2 separate regions of the Mus musculus genome follow, and region 2 is linked to region 1. Evidence: chromatin contacts called from ENCODE POLR2A ChIA-PET data. All regions are on one chromosome and are shown on one strand. Each heading gives the region's core, a stretch centred on a gene start or an enhancer-like site at or near the end of the contact. The rest is flanking DNA. Distances are from core to core; before and after follow the strand shown.

Region 1 (3,557 bases), core at 360-2,859:
CCCAACAGCACCCATTCCTGCCCCTTTCGCCTGCCTAGTGTTTATCTCCCAACTTTCCCATAACATCTCCTGGCAGCCCTACACCCGTCACTTAAGCACACAGAAGGTAGACATGCACACCAAGCCTTCCACTGGCCTCCTGGGTCTAAGGCCCACATTGCCCTTGTCACGCCACCTCCTCCTAAGTGTTTTCTGAGCAGCTTGCCTCCAGGCCCAACAGCCCAGACAGGCTCCCACAAACAACGTCACCAAAGAATCCCGTGGAGAGTGTTGCAAACATGCAACCTTTCCCGTGCTTGGCTTCCCAGGATCCCATAAACACATCTTGCATGTCCCACCCAGAACCCCTCACCTCACATGCTCCTGAGGATTATTAGGTCTGAGTTCCAGACATGCAGCCCCCCGTGAAACTCGTACATCACAGACACACAAATCCATCCGCCTTTCTGTCCTCTACACAACTGGACCACACCTCATCAGGACGACAGAAATGGAACTCAGGCGTGATACCTTCTGATTCAAATGTCCACAACTGACTGCACTCTTCAAATGGGTACGCACACCCCTCATTCTGGTGTCCACCATAACACACACACACACACACACACACCATGCCAGCTATGCAGAAAACAAACATTCATAAACATTCATATGTACAACACAAGACATACGTGAAGGAAAACACACGCTGACAAAAACTATATACAAATCCTCGAACAGCACACTTAAGGTATCTGTCACCTAAAGCCACAGAGCCAAACCTTGTAATTCTGTACCAATAAGTACCCCCTCCTGGCTTTCTGTCTCTATGTATCAGGGAGGGCCCTCGCAGACCCCTCGGTGCCAGACTGGGAAACCGTGTTGCCCAGGAGGAGCAGTTTACCTTGCCCCACAGTACCGCAGGAGGCACAATCTCCAGGACTCACTGCAACAACCCTTCCCCGACGGCGCGGCGGTTCCGGGCCCCTGCTCGCACTGCGCACCCTGCACACCCCAACTCTGGGGCGCTCAGAGGGCCACCCCTCCCCCTCTCTGCCTGGCTCCTACGCCATCGCCCTCCCAGCAGCTTGCAGCGCTTGCCCGGGATCACACCCGCCCCAACCCAACCCCCAACCTGCCCCACAGAGGCAGAGGGAGGGGGCATTGGGCTGCAGAATTTAACCCTTCATAGGTGGAGTGATTGCGACCCTCTTCACGGCCCCAGGAGACCGAGTCCCCCAGTCACGGCTCGTTGGACACCATACCAGGGCGCTCTTAAGTTGCTCCCCAGCGCCGTGCACGTCCGGGGGCGGGGCTTATTAGAACCCCCGACCCCTGCGCCCCTAGATCAACCTGGAAGGGGAGCGGTCGCGGGGCGCGGCTCCGGCCCCTGCGGCGCCGGGCAGCGGAGAGGGGGCATCTTCCCTAGCCCTGCCCGGTTCGCCCCGGGGCCCACCTGACTGCGATGGCGCCGCGTCTGCCAGGCCCGGCTCATCACCGTGGCCAGCCCCGGCCGCTTGGGTTTCGCTCTCCTCCAGCTCCGGCTCCGGCTCCGGCCCCGGCCCCGGCCCCCCCCAGCGCCCGGCCCCGGCCCAGCCCCACCGCCGCCGCCGCCGCCGCTGACATCATCGGCTCCCCCCCCGCCCCGGTCCTCCCCCCCACCCCACCCCCGGAAACAGTCCCCCCCCACCCCCCCAGCGCCGCCGCTGAGAGGAAGCCAGCAAAGCGCAGACGACACCGACTCTGGACTCTGAAGTCTGATGGCCAAGGCCTGGTGGATCCCTCACAGGGAAAAGACTCGGGGCTTCCCGCAGAATGCACACCTTACGGGGCGGGCAGTGACCTAGACCACTCATTCCCTGGGAAGGGACTCACCCCCACGCCCGCCCTTCCCTCTGCACACCCTTCACTCAGGGGTCACATCGCCTAGAGCACGCTGCGTGGGCACAGCTGTTCACCACAGACACGCACACCACACACATGTTCTCCGGGGCCGCAAACTTACAACACGGCAGATTCACATTTGGGCCCCGTGGAACCTATAGATCCAAAGTGAGCACCCTCGCGAATACCTAGGGATTATCACCAGACCCACTGGCAAGAAAGACCTCAACTCCGTAGAACAGATGATCATTAGTGCAGATAAGCACAAAGCTTGGAACTTTGTGTCACCAGTGGAAAGATTCGCTTCTGTGTCCCTGCATATAAATGCAGAGGCCTTGGTGTGGCCTTCCCAGCACAACACTAACCACACGCCAGGTGGAAGCATGAGAAATGTGACATACATAAAAACAAACAAACAAACAAAAAATTCCTGGAACCTCCATGGGACAATGCTATAGACGGCTCCCTAGTTGCAAAACTAAAGACTCTGGAGAGGCCCGGCGTGATGATGCTGTGGAGCCAGAGGCAAGTGGATTTAAGGACTTGGAAGCCAACCTGATCTAAACAGCAAGTTCCAGTCAGCCAGGGCTACAGTGTGATATCCCTGCTTGAAAAAACAAAAACGAACACCCCCATCCCCATAAAAAAGACCCACTTCAGGAGAAAGAGGAGCAGGCTCTCCCCGAAGAGCATGAAGGTTCAAGCCCGCCTGCGCTCGGGCAGCAAAGGCGGAAGCTCTGCAAGCTCAAGTCCATGCTGGTCTACGAGCGGGTTCCAAGCCACTCGGCCTAGACAAGCCATACAGCCACAAAACCACTCCCACACTCTTTTGTTTGTTTTGTTTTGTTTTGTTTTGTTTTGTTTTGTTTTGTTTTGTTTTGAGACAGGGTTTCTCTGTGTAGCCCTGGCTGTCCTGGAACTCACGCTGTAGACCAGGCTGGCCTCGAACTCAGAAATCCGCCTGCCTTCCCAAGTGCTAGGTTTAAAGGCATGCGCCACCACTGCCCGGCCACTTCCACACTCTTTCAAACATCTACTTCCGGTACCTATAACCCCAAGCACTTTGGGAGATAGTGGCATGAGGACCAAGATTTCAAGGCCAGATTCCACAGGCCTTTTGAGACCAACCTGGGCAATACTTAGCATAAAGCAAAAATCAAAACAAACCACCAACCCCCACAAGCTGGTCAGTGAGAGAACTGCTCTTGCAGAAGACCCAAGAGTTCCATTTCCCCCACATCCAAATACGGCCATTCACAACCACCTGGAACTCCAGCTCCAGGGGACCTGATACCTCTGGCCTCTGCAGGCATCAGCATTCATCCACAAATTCCCACACAGATACATATGCATAACTAAAAATAAAATAAATTTGGGGGCTGGAGAGATGGTTGAGTTTGCACACTTGCATGAACATAACCACGTACACTCTTCTCTTCGATTTTTTTTTCCTCACTCTGTAACCCTGGCTGGCCTGGAACTCACAATATAGATCAGGTTGGCCCAGAACTCACAGGAATCCACTTCTGCCTCCCAAATGTTGGGGTTTAAGGTGTAACTCACCATACCTGCCCACATACCAATTTTTTAAAAAAAGAAGCTGAGGCTATAAAGATTGCTCAGTGGTTAAGAGTACTGTTGCTTTTTCAGATTCAACTCTCAGAACCCATGTGGTGGTTTACAAACACCTGTAA
Region 2 (3,557 bases), core at 282-2,781, 140 kb before region 1:
GGAGGGCAGCACAGTGATCTGGGTGCACTTGCCATAAAGGTCCACAACAGCCCAGACACGAGCAGGCAGGCCTGTGGCTGCCACACCACAATCCCGCCCGTTTACCCAGAGCCGGAGCTCCCCAGTGGCTGTGCGTTCCACACCCACACGGTCCCCTTCGACAAGCTGGTCCAGGTCCTGGCCATATTCCTCCAACACAGAGCGCCCGTCCCGCAGCACTGAGCAGCCTGACACTACCCAGGAGCCTCCCTTCAGCCCGGTGGCACTGCTCGGGAAGTCCAACACACTGGGATCCAGTGCTGTCACTCCAATCTCAATGGAGCCACTCCAGGAGTTGACCTATGAGAGGGTGGTGGACAGAGTTTCTGTATGAAATCCCATCACCAGAGGCCACATTCCAGAGCACCGTGTGCCTCTCACCCTGTCCTCTGAGGCCACTGACATAGACACACAAATAATTTTTGGAACTAGCCTCCATAACTACCAGGACCCACTGGCTCTCAGCATCTGTGTCTGCTGACACGTGTTTTAGCACATCACCCCCTCTACCCACTGAACAAGCTGGTTAAAGGCCCTGGTTTTAACCCGATCTCCTCTTACTTCCCAGTCTCTGTAGCTCCTCAGCCACTCCAATCCCATGCTTCTTAGGTCCACAATGCTCGCTCTCCTACATCACTCTCATTCCCAACCCCAATACTCTAGTAGGGCAAAGCTCCACCCAAATTCATTCTCTTCTCTTTCCAAATTCGTTTTGGAGTCAAGCAAGTCACATACACTCCCTTTTTCGCATGTCTCCTCATCTATCTTTCTGGTTTGGGACGTTTGTCAACAGTTTGCGCTTTTTATTATTTCTCTACTCTTCCATCTCGGGCACCTGTCAGTCTTCCATCCCTAAGAGATTGTGCTAGACGTGTTCACTAGCCATTCTAACCACCGGACCCTGGCTCCCTGTCCTGCGGGAAACGAATGCTCCTTCAGAATGAATGTGTCTGCTCCGTGTCCTTCTCCTTTCTCTTCCCCGGTGCACTACAGTGTGCCGGCTCGCTATCGGTACCTGGAGGCTCGGTTGGAGATGCAGACCTTCTGGCAGTCCTACCGCTTCTCCCTCCCGTCCCCTCCCACTCCCCTCCACACCTCGTTTCAGCTGCCCCGGCTTTGCACCTTGCGGTCGATGCGGACGGTGAAGACGCGTCCATCGCGCAAGGGTTCTCGGCTCAGCACCAGCCCGTGGTTAAACTCTTGGCCCGGCTGCTGCCGCCGCGCCGTGCGCCCGCAGGCCGACAGGCTGACCAAGCGCCCGGTGCGCGGGTGCAGCTCCCCGCCACCGCCGAGACCCCCGCCGGACCCCAGGCCTGGTCCGCTGCTGCCAGGGCCCCCACCCCCGCCGGGCCCCGGTCCTGGCCCGGGGCCCGCCCCAGAGCCCCCACTCCCACCCGACCCCGCCGCCATCGCCGCTGATACCGCGGCCGCGCGACAGCCGCGCTTGGCGGCACCGTGGCAACCGCGGCGGCCAGACGCCCTGGGGGAATACGGCCGGGGGGCTGGGGCCTGGTGTGCTTTACGGCACTGAAGCGTCCGCAGCTAAGGAACCGAGGTCTCTCACGAGGGGAACGGAAGGACGACGGGGTCGGGGGACTGCTTTACGGCCCAGCGGGACGACAGAGGCTACGAGAGCCGGGAAGATTTGGGCTGCTTTTGCGACAGTGGATGGCAGAATCGCCCGCCGCAGGCGTCTTTGCGACGAAGGCGTGCTGGCGCCCAGATACACTTTGCGACGTCGCCCGGCGCCTTGGACCCAACCCTTGTTAGGGAAAAGCGACATATTAGAGCATTCGCCTTAACGCAAGGGCTGGTGGCTTCCCCTAACACCGCACGCTTTAAGGCGATGGAAGTAAACGCTATCTTCGGGACAGAGAAAAAGTAGTTTTATAAATCCAAGTCTCAGCCCTTCACAGTGCCGAGGCCGGAAATGTCGCAATCCGATCACGCATCACACCTCTCCTTGACCCAGTCTCGCACCTCACCCCGCTCCGGCCCCACAGACTTTGCATCACACCTCTCCTACCCGCACACATTTCAAGGCCAACTTGAGCTCTGTGCCAATGAAACTCTTAAATCTTAAAAGTTACTAATAAAAATCCTAGCGGTGTCCCGTTGGGTAATCTCAAGGGACAGAGCGGACACCTCTGAGAGGTTACCTGAGAGCTATTAACAGAACCCAGCCCTACTCAGGCTCTCCCTGGTGTTGCGGGGCTGTGACATCACAAGGCTCCTCACCGCTGGCCAGGCCCCTTGACTGTGATTGGTTGATTCGGAGAAGGGCGGTGATGGAGAAGGGCGGGAACAAATTACAGAGACAAAGAAAGTCTTGGGGTGTAACAATAAGGGAAGGGTGTGCGGAGGAACTCCCAGGCTGAAGTCTGATAGTCGACCTTTCACCTGCCTCAGCGCCAGGGAGAAGAGGCAGAGGAGGTCCGGTCTGACCCGGAGCCCCCAGCGCCCACCGCCCGCCGCGATGGGGGCAGGGCCAACGGGCAGGGCTATGTGCAGCTAGAAGGGTAGGCAGTGGAATTGAAGTGGTTACCAAGTTGAGCTATGGAGAAGCCGGAGTCTCTCGCACCTGTTAGTGGCCTCAGTGCAGAATCCCCTGGGGGGGTTTCTAGGGCAGTACCTGGCAGTGCCAGAGGTATGCAAACAGACACCGGATTACCCCCCGGAGTAGCCTTGCTTCGCGGTCCTGGCTCCCTCTTGCATTCCGGGAACCCTGTAGTCCGCAGTCCTGGTCCAATTCAGCCCTCTGAAGGGGCAGTGACCCTCAATTCAGGACCCGCTCCGCAACTTCAGGAGGTTGCAAGCCTTGGGTCCAGCACATCCCCTGGCACTGGAACTGGTGCAACTAAGGCGTCCACCCCCGGGCCGGAGGAGGCTAAAGTGTACAGCTCGGAGAGTAGTACACACTCCGGGACATCTTTCACGGAGCGGCCTCGGAGCATCCTAAAAAACAGCAGCTCCATTTTGATAAAGAAACCCCCCGGTTCGGAGAAGTAAGCAACTCAGCTGGTTTTTTTTTTTTTTTTGTTTTTTTGTTTTTTTTTTTTTTAATGGTTTTAGAGCTTTATTGTAGAAAGGCAGGGGGAAAGAGCGAGGGAAGGAGGGCTAGAGAGTAAGAAAGGTGAGAGCTTAAATAGCAGCAACTCAGCTTTTAGCCAGCAGCCCTGAGACGGGAGGGAGGGAGGAGTTCAGGACACCTTGAGCTGAAGCCAAGAAAAAAACAGAGTCCCAAGGCCCTGGTTAGGGAGAGGTGGTGAGGTCAAATAGGTTGGAAATCTGAAGTTCCATGACTTGGAGAGGGCAGCAGGTGTCACAGGAATCCTGGCCACACAGCACTGATTATCACTGGGTATCTGGCTCCCATCCTAGCCTCTACGAGGGAATATAAGAAGAATTTTTTGAATGCCGGGAAGAATGAAGGAGACCTCTCTGTTAGGAGAGGGTCGCCAGAAGAGCTTCCTCCTTTGCTCCTTCCCTCACCTTAGGAAGTCTCAGCGCTGGGATGA

Evidence for each region. ChIA-PET counts read pairs that join two places held with the same protein, here RNA polymerase II (POLR2A).
Region 2: POLR2A ChIA-PET joins it to region 1 with 10 read pairs in Patski. The contact joins the promoter of Neurl4 here to the promoter of Zbtb4 in region 1. POLR2A ChIA-PET finds 5 or more read pairs at or near these places in 4 of 5 experiments (Patski and embryonic stem cell).

What each region holds. Positions count from the first base shown.
Region 1 is chr11:69,763,964-69,767,520 of GRCm38, reverse strand. It overlaps Zbtb4 (zinc finger and BTB domain containing 4), which reads right to left and starts at 1,609. Exons shown (of 4, transcript NM_029348.2): 1 at 1,436-1,609.
Region 2 is chr11:69,899,790-69,903,346 of GRCm38, reverse strand. It overlaps Neurl4 (neuralized E3 ubiquitin protein ligase 4), which reads right to left and starts at 1,531. Exons shown (of 29, transcript NM_001013414.3): 1 at 1,162-1,531; 2 at 1-339. The coding sequence starts at 1,449. 2810408A11Rik (RIKEN cDNA 2810408A11 gene) reads left to right here and starts at 2,433. Exons shown (of 9, transcript NM_001382461.1): 1 at 2,433-3,044; 2 at 3,537-3,557. The coding sequence starts at 2,596.